2 separate regions of the Homo sapiens genome follow, and region 2 is linked to region 1. A link is a loop called in an ENCODE intact Hi-C map of the cell type or tissue named here. Cell type or tissue: psoas muscle. All regions are shown on one strand. Each heading gives the region's core, and the rest is flanking DNA. Links, peaks and the distances in the headings are about the cores only. Region 1 overlaps TTC29 (tetratricopeptide repeat domain 29). Region 2 has its middle 28 kb from the start of LINC01095.

Evidence for each region. A loop is a pair of places that touch in the nucleus more often than their neighbours do. Peaks named below come from ENCODE experiments on the same cell type or tissue, not always from the same donor. Only the 100,000 strongest peaks of a DNase experiment are listed, where the experiment ranks them.
Region 2: it touches region 1 in a loop (8-fold over the local background); 25 of 110 quality-filtered maps call a loop at or near these places.

Annotation. Positions count from the first base shown.
Region 1 is chr4:146,913,007-146,921,416 of GRCh38, forward strand. The region is part of intron 4 of TTC29 (tetratricopeptide repeat domain 29); the gene reads right to left. Among named protein-coding and RNA genes, the nearest start is that of TTC29-AS1, 17 kb to the right of the region's middle. In psoas muscle, for the core only: a CTCF peak has its summit at 3,665; no DNase peak of the experiment used is centred there.
Region 2 is chr4:146,090,092-146,098,501 of GRCh38, forward strand. No RefSeq gene overlaps it. Among named protein-coding and RNA genes, the nearest start is that of LINC01095, 28 kb to the right of the region's middle. In psoas muscle, for the core only: a CTCF peak has its summit at 5,214 (motif pointing right); no DNase peak of the experiment used is centred there.

The DNA of each region.
Region 1 (8,410 bases), core at 81-8,080:
AAGATAATGAGTTAAGGTTCAGATAACTGGAGTTTCAGGAGCCTGAGGGGACCTCCACGTGTTACCCTAGAAGGCAGTTTGGGGGGTGACATAGGAGGCCTGAGAGGACAAGGGGTTGTAATCTTGCTCACACAAGCAATGCCACCTTTGTATGTGTATGCACTGGCGGCCAGCCGATCTTCCTAGGAGTGAAGAAAACATTTGGGGGCCAAAATGAAGAAAATTATAAATAGATAAAAATTAAAATTGACCATAAATGATACAAATAAATGCTAGATAGGGCAGTTAGAAGGCTGTCTCAGTTCTAATCACAACAGGGTCAGAAATCCAGAAAAATCACTCTGGGCCTCATTTTCCCCACCTGGAAGATGAAGGTGCTTTTGCTGGATTTGGTCCACCCAGCATCTAGCTCCACGTCCACAGGAGGCACATTCTAAAAGTATTTCAGAAATAACCAATCCCACGTTGTGTGTAGTCTTGGTGGCATGGAAATTCAGGGACTCCCTAGCCAAGGAGTGGGTTATTGACCCAAATTAGGCCAACTGGTCTCTCTCCCAAAATTCTGAAACCAGAGGCAAGCAACATAAAGGTGTAGGAGGTTGCTGGTGCTCAATCAATCTGGAAGAATCTTGACAAGATTCTCTCGTAGTTCCTGCTAACTACGTCCATTTGAGAGGGCTGGGTCTGGTCTTTTTCTTCTGATCTGGGTTCTCCTCTAAATTCCACCATAACCTTTCAATAAAATCATTTCCACTTGATTTAGTCAGAATCCATTTCTGCTGTCTGTGACCAAAGAACACTAAGTGATTCAGAAGGGGTTGGACAATCATTTCCACAATGCCTTTCAGCTTCAAACATCTGTGATATATAACTGATATCAATTTTTAAAATTTCTAGTACATTTTTAAAAAAGATCATTCTTTACAGATGATGTTACAAATAGAAATGTATTTAAATATGCATATAGAACTATGCTGGTATCATCTCTATTTTTTACACACATGCGCACATACCTATGCATACAAATATGCTACTGTTTAAGCCTCATTGCTAATATTTGAGAGCAAGAAAAGACAATTATAGTGGTTTAATAAATAGGTTCCTATCTAAACCTTCATAGTTATTGCAAATTATTTCTTTTAACCAGAAAATCTTCTTTTATTAAAATAAATCGGCTATCTAAAAAAAAGGAATGTCAATCTCTACCATTAGATTTGAATTTCTCAGGTTTTAAATTTCATAACAGAGAACCATAGCCCAAGTTCACTTGCTGTATGAAAGAGAATTGTTTTAAACACAAATAGAAATATAAACAAAACTCAGATTTATTCGCTTAATCATTATTTCATTTGGCCATAAACTTTTTAGGCTTTGGTTTCATTTACACATTAAAAAACTTTTATGAATATTAGTCTAAATTAACAGATGCTGTTTTTAAGCATCAGAAAAAGAAAAATCTTCTTGAACTGATGCCATGATACTGGATGAAAATAGAGAATGCTGGTAAAATTTATGGAGAGATTTAATATTAGGAAATATGAGGAGAGTTCATCTGACAGGAAAAAAACGTGCCATTCACAGAAGCAAAAGTTGTCACATTCGTGGACATGCTGAATGTATCCTGAGGAAGATCTTTGCCACTGCAGATACTTGGGGCTGCAACGAGATAAGGGATGCAGCTTGAGAATGCATTTGAGAATGAAATTAAGTAGTCAAGCATTTCATATGGGTTTTATTGCCATTTAAGGGCATTATTCATTCAATGGAGATGTTGTTAATTGTTTTGAATTCACATCAACATCTCCCTAAAAAAATGCAGAGATTTAAAAAATCTAGAGACTGACAGAAAGCAGAGCTGAACAATATGGCATAACTCCACAGCAGGTGAATATATAGAGATGCTGGGAAATGGAGAATTTACTGCTAAACAGCCATGGAGATATTATAGTGTTTTAAAATTCTGCCTTAAACTATTTTGAATAGCTACTATTTATAGAACACCCACAATGTGTCAGGCACTGTGTAGACATCATTTCTAACTGGCACAATAACTGTATAAAGAACTACTTCAATTTTTACAAATTAAAAAACCTGTCTTCAGTGAGGTTGTGAATTGCCCAAAGCCATACAAGTTATTAATAGTAAATGGCAGAGTTGGAATTCACACCCAGCTCCCTCTGGTTGCAAATTCTGAATTCTTCCCATTTCCCTACATTGCCTCCTATTATATCATGTATTGTTGCTTTTTCTTCTTCTCCTCCTCCACACAATGTTTTATTTATTGCATTGATTAGGAATTTGATGTTATTTGACAATTATGATGCAATCTTTCAATTGGTAAGCCATTCTCTTTATCCATGGCAATCCATGTTTAGGTTGGGTTGGAGACAGAGATCAGTATCATTTTGTGACTCCCCCAGAAAATCCTTCTCTTTAAAAGGAGAGAGCAGACAGCCAGCAGCATCCAGGAAGAGCAAATTAAATGGATATGGTTCCCACTCAAGGGTGTAAACTCTAACGGGAAAAACACTGACAAAGACAAACATTTAAAAGGATAAAAAGCATATACTTCTATAAATATAAAAAAGATGAATAGATGCAATGAATAGAAATTACAATTTATTTTACTTTCTCTGCACCTAAACTAATAAATCTAACAAGTAATATAAAACCACCTAAGTAGGTCTTTGTATAAGTTATTAGGTGAATTTTTAAAATCAAAGGCATTATTGTATATTCAATTATATGACTGATATATTTAACATATTTTTTTCATAGGATAAACTGAATTATGGAATCAAGATGAAGCTTTACAGTCAGTGAAATATTTCAAAAGCGGTTCAATAAAAAAACCGTACTTTAAAACAAGATCATAAAATTTTCATTTAATCTGACAAAGATAAAATCAAAAGATATGTAACATCTAATCAAAAGTCAGGATAATACTTTTATTTCATTAAGTTAATATTTATAAGTCACGAGTGGGTTATCCATGTGTCAGTTATAACAGTTTTACATTCATATGGTAGGGATAAATGTTACTGGAATCACCTACGGGATAATTACATTGACTTAAATTAATACTTAAATAGCTTCAGTTAATATAATTTCCTTGGAATAAAGTGAATCACTATTCTTACCTATCTTTTTCGGTGTAGATAGATATTATGTATATCGTAATCAGAATTTAAAAAGTCATTTCTTGACATACACCTACTAACTGATAAAAATTATATGAGTTGTTTATGTTTTATAGTTTTTGGTAAAAATGCTATTTTTTCCCAAAAGCTAAAATAACAATATAGCATTTTCCTAGCCATATAAATGTATAAAGAGAGAGAAGTTAAAAAGACAAAAAATTTGAGAGTGTTTAAAATGACTTTTTACTTTAAAGCCATATAGAATTATAATGAAAACTGAAAGCATTTTTCTTAATGCTTAGGTTGTTCACAATTATTAGTCATAGTATTGATTAGCAATGATTAAGAATTGGGCTACCAACAGCCATATATGTATTTTGTAAGAAAGATTAGTGAGTTAAGATTTTTAGAATTCTTAATTTATTTTCCATGCACTTCAAAATATAGCAAGAAAGAAGTTTCAATATAAAAAGGTCTTTAAATTTACATGATTTCCAATGAGTTGACTGGTCTCTGGGGGCATCTACTGGAAATTTAGCAAACTGCAGTTACATCATGTAAATTTGGTAACTTTCACTATCCATCCTAATACAGATATTATTTTAATTGATATGCAAATAAGTTGACAAAGAAGATAAATGTAAAGTTATGCATGGTATTCTATCTCATCCATCTGGTAACAGCAAAACATGTAGCTGTCTATGAGATCAGTTAACAAATATTCAACTGTTAAAAATGTAAATAGGGCAGGTGGCATACCATAGATTAACAGTTTTCAAAGCATCCAATTCTTATTTTTGGAAAAATTAGAAAAATATTTTATACTTAAACATTCACATATTTAATGAGAAATTTTTATTAATCCAAATAAAATATATATATAAAGCACTTTTAAATTATGATGGATTCTCTAAAACAAATCATTTTGTATCTCATACATCCACCAATCATAAATAATATGACTACTGCTTATTTTCTATATGATTTAATTTAATTATTACATGTTAACATCTCAAAAAGTAGAATTTATTATACTTGGATCAGAAGAATTTTTCATTATAGTCATTACAACTAGAATTCATCATTAAAATGAACATTGTTATTAATGTCCTCTAAACATTTCAGAACCTCCTTAAAGAATATTGAACATATAATGAACACAATACAATCATTTCAATGTATTATAATTTAACATATTTTAATTAAAAAGCTCTTTTTATAATATTATGTTATGACTAATCATATAATTTAAATATCACAGCCATTATAATGATCTTGATTTTTTTGCAGAATTTATAGACCATATTCACTTTGAGAGATTAAAAATATAATTTGAAAGTATAAATATTGTGATATGCTTATATTTTACCATTATATATTTTATATATTGCTGTAAAATTTATATAATTTATATGTAATTTTTATAAAATGCAATTAGATATTATATACATTATATATTATTTATAATATATAATTAGATATTATATAAATTATATATTATATATTTATATAAAATTATGCATTATATAAATTTTATATTATATTACTTATATTAAATTATATGATACACAATTTATATAAAATTATATATAAAAATTATATAAAATTCTCCTTGTAAAGAGTCACATAACATTTTAGCTTCATTCCAAAGAGATTGTCTAATGCAATATATTAATTTATAATTTTTCTAAAAATTTCTTAGAATTGCTATCCAAATAAATGATTTCATCTTTTATTATATGAACTGAAAAAATTAAGCAATATAAAAATATTACCAAAAAGTCAGAATATAAATATTAATATAGCATTCTGTTTCAGTTTTGATTTAGACTCAATTTAGGTAGATAGGCCAATTTAACAATTTTAAATACATAAATAAAATCTGCCCCCCAGAACATTTTATGGAATAGAATTTTTATGTGATTATCAAAACAGTTACGCGTTTACTAATTTGAACTTTAGACGAAACTGTTACATATGCAAGTTTTGCTTTGTATTTTTGGATTTTTTATCTATTAATAATAAAGAAAAGCATAGTCAGAATTTCAACATTTTAAAAGTATATATACAAATTGAAAAATGCTATTTTGAAAAAACTAACCTAAGTTCAACCTTTATTTTTTAAGAAAAAAACTAGTAATAATTAAGGAATAAAGTTTATCCTCTGGCATTTTGTAAATAGTACTATCACTAATATAACTCAACGAATAATAAAAATATCTAAAAATTTGATCAGTAAAGATTCTCTCAATAGCCTGATAAGAATTCATTTCAACATGGGTGATTATATTTTAGAAGTTATGAAATATTTGTGTAGAATGGGACAGAAATTATTTCACAGATTCTATTTTGATAGAACTGATGTTTTGCATTAAAGGCAGTCACTTTTTGTGAGATCAACAAATGTTTATAAACCAAACTATATTTTCATTGATGATTATTAACAAATATCAGAGGAAAGCATGCTTATTTAGCAAATAGTACAGGACTATAATCTTTACAATAACTTTAGATAATTTCCTTAATAACATAAAGGCATTTTTTATGTGCCCACTTGCTCAAAGTTATTTATTCAAGTGATTCCCATTTAATCAAATATTTCAAGTACAGTAATTGTTATCAACCAGGAATGGATAAACTATTCATCAGACAATAGAAAGTATTACCAAAATAGTTACCCACGGTAGCTGTCGCACAGCACTTCAGCATCATTCATTTTCTTTATCGAAAAACCTCAAACATACACATTTTTAAGACTTAAAAAAATACTGTTTGTTTTAGAAACATTTGTTGATCTCACAAAAAGTAACTGCCTTTAATGAAAACTTCTCTAGTAGTCTGGTAAAAAAGGATTGGAAGAAAAGCTCCTTATATGAGGTTAATTACATATGCAATTTTGATAAAAGTCTTATTACTTCCAAACTCCTTTGAGAAATTCAAACTTTATACAAAATAATTTGTGTAGAAAAATTTTAAGCCAAAGATTCCACATGGAAAGATATTAAATGAGTGTTAAAGGAGAATTTTTCAGGGACAGTATTTTCAAGCCAGGATTACAACACGACTCCAAACACCTTTGGCTAACTGCAGCAAATCATATGGATTCTTGTTCTTTTCTTTCAGATTACACTGTACTTCTCTACTATAGAAAAACCAGTTAAACCTAAGCTGAAAAATAAACCCTGGAAATAATCTTAGCTTTTAAATTGAGTTATAATGATACAAAATAAATTCAAATAAGTAATACAATTCTGGTGTATTATGTGTCCTAATATAACAAGAAGAAACATGAGGAAAAGAGGAGGGAAACAAAAAATGAGCTTCATATCACAGGACTACAAAGAGTGGACTAAATATACATGTAAATATCATCATACTCACTCATCAAATGATCATTTTTGTCTAAATTTGTATTTATAATTTCTATTAACAAAAAACTCCATAGAATATGATATTCACTCTGTTGTGTTCTTCTTTTTAAAACCACCCATCTTCACACTGACACTCTGTTTTTTGAAACATAATTCTATGATACCCTCCACATTTTTTGAAATTTTATTGTTTGGAAAACTTTTTCTCAAATAACATCATTTAAAATTTTCTTTTAGTTTTCTACACAGCATTATAAATAAAAGAACTATCAACTTCCCATATACATTCAGGGAAATATCAAACTTTTATTAAAAATGAAAAGCTGGAGAATATAAAGAACAAACTTAGTAAAAACAAGTTGCATTATAAAGAAAACTTCAGCTCACTGCATTTTTTTTTACTAAAGTATGTCATACATTTTATCTTTGCAAGAATTTGACAAGTTTTGCAAGTAAAATTCTGTTTCCTCTACACTTGCTAATAGTCATGAGAATCTGTAGTTTGCACCTTCCCATTAAAAATGTATTGTATTTTTTGAAATTATTCACCCCGCCTTTTATCCAGATCATGTCTTTGAAAGGAGGAAGTAGATAATAAATGGAATAATTCATGATTCCCCATTAAATATGAAACTTTCTTTTGCAGAGTTTAGAAAATGAAGTTCTACATAATGTACAAAAGTTGATTAGAACTTTTTTAACCTTTTCAAGAAAAAACCTTTCATACTAAACAACTACATGAGGAGCTTTCTCTGAGAAAGGTAAAACAATCAATTCTTTACACCTATAGGTTCGTCATATATATTCTAATGTTGCCCCCTCTAAACATATATTTCCCTATAATACTTTAAACATATTAAAAATAATGGCAAGAAAAATAGTATACATTGAGTTGTAAACATGACAAGTTTTTAAGAGAAATATAACGTTTAAAATACAAAGGGAAAAAAATCACATAAATTAAAAATGAAAACAAAACATTATTCATGCTCTTTTCAGTAATGTAATGGAAGATAGTGTAGGGGTAAATAACAAAAACTGCATGTGTATTTCTCTTACTATGGCATGTCTTCTAGTGAAGTAATGATATTTTGTCATGAGAAAAAAGTATATACACTTATAAAACTTATCTTTTACAAATCAATCATTGGTACTCCATTAACTACACTCTCTTGAGCCCCTTTTTTGATAAAATTTTTAAAAAGAAACCAAATGATTCTTAAGATGACTCCAGTTCTATATTTTTAGATATAAATATTCTATATGTCTTGGGTGAGAAATCTGTATGTCTTGGGTGAGAAATTATATATATTCTATATGTCTTGGGTGAGAAATACCTTAAGAGAAATGTCAAGTTCTGACTACTTAAGAGCAGCAGTTGATCTCATTTCTTCTTTGGGTTTTTAAGTTTCTATTATAGAAATAGTTCCTCATTTGACTCAACATATTTTGATTTTCCCCTTATCTAAAAATAAAATTAGAATACATTTCCCTATCAAACTTGAATGCTTAAAAGATAACTACCGAACTGTAAGTCATGTAAATAAATCTTTCATATTATGTGCTCTTTAATTACCGTTGCAAAGTAAGTGTGCGCTGCGCACATGAACAGTGAAGCCAGGAGTTTTCACAGACTATATGTATATGATAAACTTCCAGAACATAATAAAATGCTTTGGCTAGAAAACATCTGTGTATATATAAAAGATCTTGTATATAAAGATCTTGTTTTCCTGAATATCATATTAATTTTATTGCACCTATCTAAACATTTAGAAAATTACTAGTTATAACTAAGAATATGGAATTAGTACATACAAAAGTATATCAATAAGAACATTGCAAGAACAAAAGAAAGTATTTGCAAGAAGATGAAATAAAAGAGCCTTGGATTTAAAC
Region 2 (8,410 bases), core at 358-8,357, 820 kb before region 1:
CCAAATAAGCAAACAAATGTTTAAAAGGCAAAATGTCCCTGAGAGTTAGAGAGATCTAGGTCCCAACTGAGTTCCCATTATTCACTAGATATAGGTCCTTGGGCAAGTTACCTAACCTCCTTAAGTTGCTCCTATTTATGTATTTTCATCTATACCTACCTCTTGGGAATATTGTGAAATTCAACAGCGCTCATGTAAAGCATGTGGCACCCAGCATACAAAACAATGCTAGTTCCCTTTCTTACATCAAGTACTGTTTAGTAACATTGATTTAAACTCCATGTCTTTGTCTAAACTAAAAGAAAGCTCTGAGTGGTTGTAATGAGACAGAATAATTTTCCTGTTTCCCTTATTGTGACCTTTCTTTCTTTTTTTTTTAACCCCTACCTTGTCTCAGGTATTTAAATGTGTGTGTGCATGCACAAACACATAAGCAGTACTTCACAAGTGCTTTAGAGCAGAGGCTAAACTTTTGGAGGTTGGGAAAATGGTCTCTTTAATGTCATGTAAGTGTGAAGCATCTTTTCACTTACAGGCTTAAAAGAACTATATTGTAGCAAAACTAGAAATCAGTTAAAGTTTTTGTGTTGAGACAGTACTTGCTGATTGAATTCTCATGGTGTATGTGTTCTTTTTCTTTTTCTTTCTTTCTTTTTTTGAGCTGGAGTCTTGCTATGTTGCCCAGGCTGATCTCAAACTCCTGAACTCAGTCAATGCTGCTTCAGCTTCCTGAGTAGCTTATTACAGGTATGTACTACTGCACCTGGCTGTATTTATTTTTATGTAGTCTTTCATAACAATATAATGAGGACAGTTTTGTGTGGTCAGTTTTAAATTATCCTTGCTGTGGAGACATCAGAAAGCTCAGGAAAATCCAGAAACTTCATCTGAATCAATTGTTCTCATTTTTTTAAACTGCCACTTGAACTATTAGCAGAAAAGATCATCAATTCAAGTATCTACCCCTTTTTGTTCTTTTTTTCATGCTAGAGAATTTGTTAAAGAAAGGTTCAAAAGTCACAACATTAGCAGCAATAAAGGTAAAAAATAAAAATAAAAGGCTGAGCCTGATGGTTCACACTGGTAATCCCAGCACTTTGGGAGGCCAAGGAAGGCGGATCACCTGAGGTCGGGAGCTCAAGACCAGCCTGACCAACATTGGAGAAACCCCGTCTCTACTAAAAATATAAAATTAGCCAGGTATGGTAGCGCATGCCTGTAATCCCAGCTACTCAGGAGGCTGAGGCAGGGGAATCTGCCTCTAGGGAGGCAGAGGTTGCGGTGAGTCAAAATTGCTCCATTGCACTCCAGCCTGGGCAACAAGAGAGAAACTCTGTCTCAAAAAGTAAATAAATAAATAAATAAAATAATAATGATAAAATAAAAATAAAAAATAAAAAAGTCTCCGCTACTTTGGGGACAAAATGCTAACTGAAAATCAAGCTGATCAAATTGGTTGCTTTCAATTTTATGCTGTCTCTAGACTGAAGCTCAGAGCTTCTTATAACTAAGGAGGAGAGGAGAAAGATATGTAGAGAGCAGGCAGAAAAGAGTCTAAATAACCAAGGACTGCTATGCAGGTTGTGCACTGCACAACTCCAGAAAGCACGATTTACATGGACAACTATGTATGCATGCAATGGCCCTGAAAGGAGGTATCAAAGTAAAGAACAGAAAAGGCCGTAGTTGCACAGAAGAGTTCCTAGTCTCTGAAATTTCCCACAATCTAACTTTATGAGTGAAGCCCATTCTCATTTAACTACACAAGTAAGTGATGGATTTTGGAGAATCAAAGTCCATAGTATAGATAATACATAGGATTTTTCAGTGGGATACCTCTCAATAACATGGAAATAAAGGGAATGAAACTAACAAGGACCAACATGTAATAAATAAGGTTATCGATCTGCAGAAGTTCCCTAAAAGATTAAAACTGAGTAACAAATAGACATAATAAACAGTCAAATCTCATTTAAAACATAAATCAATATATATGTTGTGCAGTTTCCTGTATTTAAAAAGGTAAGAAACAGCAATGCTAATTAGGATGAACATATGTACTTAATTAAACATCCCACTTTCCATTAGTGAACACACAAGAGGAGCACAGTTTATGCAGTTTTCACAGGTTTGAGAATGAGCTTACTAACCATGTATAGGAGAAAAATAAGTACTGCACAGTTTTGAAGAGCATTCTGCATTTCATTGCTTTGGTTAAAAGTGTAAGGTGGGTAAACACCTAAAGGTCCTTCTATTTATGTGTGAAATCAAGGGTAGGTTCATGAGTTCTTTTTCGTTTTAAAGGTCTGTGATTTTATTAGCAATGATGGGTGATATACAAGAAAGAGGAGCAGAAAGAAATCATCCCTTTCCATGGACAAGTGCTTTCTTTTATCATTGTATCTCTGTGTGAATAAATTCTATAATTATTGTAAAGCAATATACACTATTCTAAATGCTTTTCTTTGGATCTGCATAGAGTGCCTTTGATGTAAGCAAGGCTGGGCAGTTGTTTAAAAAAGTGGTTTGGAGATCAAGTTCTTGACCTAATATGGACAAGGTCTATTTTCGACTCTTTCATTTGAAACTAGCAACAGCAGATTAAAAACAACTTTATACTGCAAATTCAAAGTAGAAATGTCTTTTTGACCAACATCTAATTTCTTGCTCTTTGTGATCCAAATTTGGTAAGCTTTGGGGAGTTGAATATTAAGATTATATTTCTACCTTGTGCAGAAGAGTAATTCTAGTCCATCAAATGAAATTGTAAGCGTCCAGTGAGGCCCAAGACTTGTTTTCATGGCACATTGATGGCTACTGGCTTGTGACCTATTAGTAGGTCAAGTTCATTGTCAGTAACCACCATATTATCCTAACCTCTTCTGCTGACCACAAAGAAAATGAACCAGAAGATAAGGCTCTTTCTTGGATCACTAATATTTTCCATTTGGGTACATTTATATCTTTCCTAATGTAGCAAAGTAGCATTAAGCGTAGCAATTTCAAGAGGTAAAGCAGAGGTGTTAGAGAAGCCAGATGGCTGCCAACAGAGGTCTAGCTCAATGGTAGTGTCCTGTCCCAAGTCTGTACTCAGATTTTCAGGTCTAGAATTGGTTCTGTTTGCACATCCAAATTTGACTGGGCTGAGAGATAACAGCAAATAACTAAACTTACAAAGGATTGATGTAAAAACTGGTATGCCAATTCCGTAGTTATAGTGGTAAATATTACTATGAACAGATTACTTATACCCCATATTCAGGGACTTCTTTTTTAAAGAATCTTGGTTTTTGGGAAGTTGAGTGAATTTCACAAAGATACCTGCTCTATCAGCCGTGATGAAACAGCACTGTGACAGAGAAAACCCACATAGTATTTCAAACAGGGAATTTTTACTATAAAAAAGAGAAAAATCAATCAAAAGAGAAAAATCAATCAAAAAGGAGAGAAAAACCACACAGTAATTCAAACAGGGAATGTTTAATATAAAGAATTATTAACTATAATAGAGAATTCGGATAATAATGGATTGACTAGTAAGAAATATAAATTACTCTACAGAATACAAGGATAGCAGATATAAGATTACTCCTAGGGCTGAGATAAAAGCCCTCAGCAAGAAACAGATCTTATTGCAGAGAGTGCAGCTGTGGCTCAAGGATGGCTGACAAGCCACTGAAATGCCTCACCAGTAGAACTTGCTGGAAACCCACCTTCTTGGGTGTCAAGGAAGCTATTCACAGGGTGGTGCCATGTTTTGGAATTTACTCCAGTGTCAAGCAGGAGGTGGTGGAGGAAGCTGCTGGCCACTGGGTGCTGGTGACTGCTACTTGCTGCAGGAACCTGGCAGTGGAGAAGCCCCACACGTAGAAGGAACCTAGAGAAGAGAACAGACCAGAATCAGAAAGATATACCCCTTCCTCCTCTTCTGTCTTTCTTGCACCCTCCACTGACAAACAGAGCATCATGCCAGATACCAAAGGAGAAATATTTACAGGGTCCAGCTCCATCCTCACAGAGTAGGTAATAAGGGATGGATTTGAAGTTGAGAGGCAAGAAATTGGTAACTGGCACAGTTGCTAAGTCAGCATGACATTCATTCAAAGAAAGGTAGACAGTCTTGAAAAACATATCATTCAAGCCAGGGAAAATGTAATGAATCTCCTTGTCCAAAAACAGAGCATACTTCTTTGTTTAAGGAAAACGTCTATGGGTTCTAGACCCATAACCCTTGGGTAGTTCTGGATAAACATAAATTCTTGTCCTGTTTTCCAAGTTCTGCTACAACCAACTTATTGCTGTTTGGGCAGGGTATTATACAATCAACATGATTTTAATTTTCTTAGATTTTTAAAATCACTTTCATGGCCTGTCTCCCTCACATTATAAACCTTACTGCTTTGGTGAATCTTGAAAGTTTCCTTTTGTCTTCAGCTGTGTATTACAATTTTGGGTACACCTACAGCTGCAGGTGGCTAACTCTTCGAGGCTGGAGATGACCTTCATTCAAAGTTACAAAATATCTCTCATGATAGCCTCCATCATGGCTATAGAGAGCTCTAATTCTCTCCAACATGACCTCAGAGAGACAAGATGCATTTAACTTTTTAGGCCAATAGTGTTTGATTTCATGAATTACTAAAAAACTTAGGAACAGCCTTTTTTATTACCCAGAAATAAGATTTGCAAAGGGGAATTAATAAAGTAAAAGGAATACTTATCCAGAGAGTATTTACTAGCAGTGTAACTTGAGGCATCTTTGTCCCTTGTTGCACAAATGCAAAATGTGTGTACTAAGAGCAACAATTTTGATAGGCCATTGTGAAAATCAATTCAGTTAATAGATGTTAAAGTGCTTAAGTCAGCACCTGGTACACAGTTAGTACTCATAAGTGATACATATGATCTGACATGAAAACCAAGAAATTTCTTAGATTTCTGGCAGAAATTTATCCAACTTGAGAGAAAAAGATCAGCAAGAATGAAGAATTTTAATACATTTTTGAAATAAGAAAAGGTATTGTACCCTTTGGTAGTAGAAAAAAATCTGCTTCCATTGACTATAGTCAGATATACTCTATTTATTAAGCATAATGGGAACTTGTGAGAATGTAGAAGATCTGTCCATTTAGGGCCCAAAAAACTTCAGGAAACAGTCTCCAATGGGTTTATGATGGATTGGGATGCAAATTCAGTGTCACTAGATGGCGCTGTAGAGCAATTAAGCTTGGTTGCTTGTTAAAGGTGATTTTAAACACTATTCTAAAATTGGGTTATTTTCATATGAACATTTTGCACAAGCATAGGTAGTTATGTGAGCCAAAAATAGTGTGCCTATGTTCACCAGGGTTTTTAACCCACAAACAGCTGGTGTGGCAAGTATGAGAGACCTTGAGAACAAATGACCAGGAGGAATAGTAGACTTACGGGAAGATAACTGAACACAAACCAAGCTAAGATTCAGTAGCTGACTGGGATCACTAAATGGTGACAGAGAAACTGTGGTCCGAGGTCATCTTTTCAAAGTTAAGGCTAGCATCGGTAAAATGAAATTGTGAGCTAAATACTGCAAAAATAGAGCATTAAAATACTATAGCTTGATATCTTTATTTATATCTGAGGTTCTGATAGCATACCTGATGTTTTACTGTCTAGTTCACAAAAACAAGACTAAGTTGAAATTATATGTTTTCAAGTCTTATTTTGGATTAGTATTTTCACTTTCTAAAGGGCATGTTTTAAGGGATCCACACTATTATATAAAAAATTGTGTTTGGGATTTGGTAGAACTTTTTTTTGGAAATAGTGAGGAGAGAGGCATGAAGCAAAGAAAGAAGTTGGTTTTATATACAGATGTTAAGGAAGGTTATAAAAAAAGAAGAGAAGGTGCAGGCCACATTCAGACATTTGACTCACATTATAGTGCAGTAAAACTAGTTGATTCAGTTCATTGCCTTCAATCTCCTCAATCAGTACAGCCTTGTCAATTTTTAAACCAGCCAGCAGAGAGCAAGAATGACTGGATGGCTGTGCTGCGATCCATTTATTGTACTACACAGAGCTATAGCTAGATTCCTACCAAGCCATAACATCACGAAGGAACAGATTGCACTTGACCTGTAGATGAATGGCTTTTGATGGGGACTTAGATGGAGATAAAGGAAGTCAGCTGCTATGGCTCTAGCATTAGAAATGGTGGGATATATAATATAATAGTATAGAAATGGTGGGAAAAGGAAACACTCTAACAGCCTTGGAATAAAGAAGAAATGGAGATAAGAGATTTACAAGGTTAAGAAATGAAGAGGAAATATAAAGGAACTTAAAAGGAAATTATTCCTTGGCTTCAGGAAATTAACTACTGATTCTTTCCTTGTAAGTTGGAGCCTTAAATAGTAAGAGATGTCTGTGGTGTGTAGAGAGGAACGTCTGTCTTATTGTGTGGTAACTCAGGATACTTGGCGTTCAAAGGTATAACATTTCAGTAATCTGGACCTTGGAATCCCCACTGGTTTTAGTGTTGTAATCTTCAGTCTCTACAAAGTTGACCTCAACTGAGTCACTGATACTTCATTAATGATTTTTCATTATCTTTAGATTATTAGACTTTAAGTTTGAGTTATAGGATTCCTATTTCAGGCATCTTCTTAAAATTAACTAAGGGCAAATGTGTATAATTCTTAGGTATTGCCTCTAAAGTCAAGGTTCAGGTGATAATTCAGTTAAAAAGTCAGTTCCTGAGTATAATGATACAGAGAAAATGTTATTTCTGTTGCAGCTGGTATGAGAATCCCATCTGAGGAGGGTTTTGCTAAGCCCATGAGACACTTACAAAAAATTAGGCTACACCCTGAGAAAGAAGTGGACCACACATCCCAGTGCCTCCCCATGGTGACAAGGGATTGGGGGTGGGAGCTGGGGGTGCTTCGGGAAGGTGCTAGACAGAGAGAATGAAATGCTGGTGAGAGGGTAGAAAGGGACCCCTCCTGGGGCCAGTCAGATCTACACACGTGATTCCCAACACATGATAGGCTTAATGTGAGTATATCCTTTGGGAAAACCCTGAAGGGGCTGAGTCTTGAACCCAGCGAGCATGTTTGAATTTAGGGGGAAAGGCCATCATGAGAAATATGATGTTGGTAATTTTAACTTTTCTTTAGTGCAGTCATTTAAAGCTGACAACAGGTCACCTAGCTGGAGAGCGGCAGATTTGCCACCCCACACTCACCCCGGCAGAGTGGAAAAGCAACTCTTGAACAATGAAATGAGTGAATGTGGAGATGAGTGAGGCCTTCCCGCCTCCACAACTCACCTTCTGTATCTATATGCCCCCCTGATGGCCCCTTATAGCTGGGCCCTCCCTGCCTCCAAAGGGTTAGATGAACTGAGTAACTGATAAATTACCCCCTCAGCTGTCTTCTCTGTGAGATGAGGAACTAATAGGATCTCTCCCGTGAGTTGTGGTGGTAATTCACATAAAGCCCTTAAACTATTACTGGTCATATGTGATGGAATATAGAATATATGTTAGTTCTTATCATTAAAAAATGACCTATTCTAATACTCTGTGCAGTAGTAACAGATGAAAGAAACATGACTCTCAATTTTTAAATTTTCCTCAGCCTTTGCTTCATGACTGTGCAAAAACACCAACTCTGGGACTTTTAAAAGACTTGGTACCCTAATGTCGAGAGAGGCCCAGAGGTCCTACTGCTGTGCAGTCCACCCTCCAGCAACAGAAACTCTGGCCGAATGCCAGGGATTAAAATATTCCAAGGAAGACAAAGACTAGAGCCAAAGCAGAAAGAAATCAAGATAAGAAAAATAATCCCTTGAGTGACACACAGTTATAATTAAATAACACAGAACTAAAGCCAAGCATTTTTTGTTATGCCCTCTATGAGTAATACTTGTGCTTTGAAACTTTTAAAATATTTAAGGCAAGAAGAAATGAAATGCATGGCAACCAGTTAAGGTCATACATTTAGGACAAAAATAATAAAATATTAAAATGAAAGAAATAAATGTTCTAACTGAAATACTGAGATTCTGTGGAGATGAATTATTCAAAGTAGGAAACACATGTGACCTCCAATCTATTATATAACGGGAGAAATGGTGGTAAAGTTCAAGTGTAGAGCAATGCCAAGAGATGAGAAAATGATGGCAGGTAATGCTTAACAATATTCTAAAATTATGCTTAGATTTAAGGAAAGAGACTTCAAAGAAAGAAGAGGCAAGTTTGGCTAGTATAAAATGGAGTCTGGGGGCTTGAAAATGGTATTTTTCAGTCAGAACACCTAAGTAGTCAGGATAGACTAAATTATGCTGTAGTAACAAATAACTCTAAGCCTCAATGGCTTCAAACAGCACAGTTTTACTTCTTGCTCACAATAGATGTCTATTATGA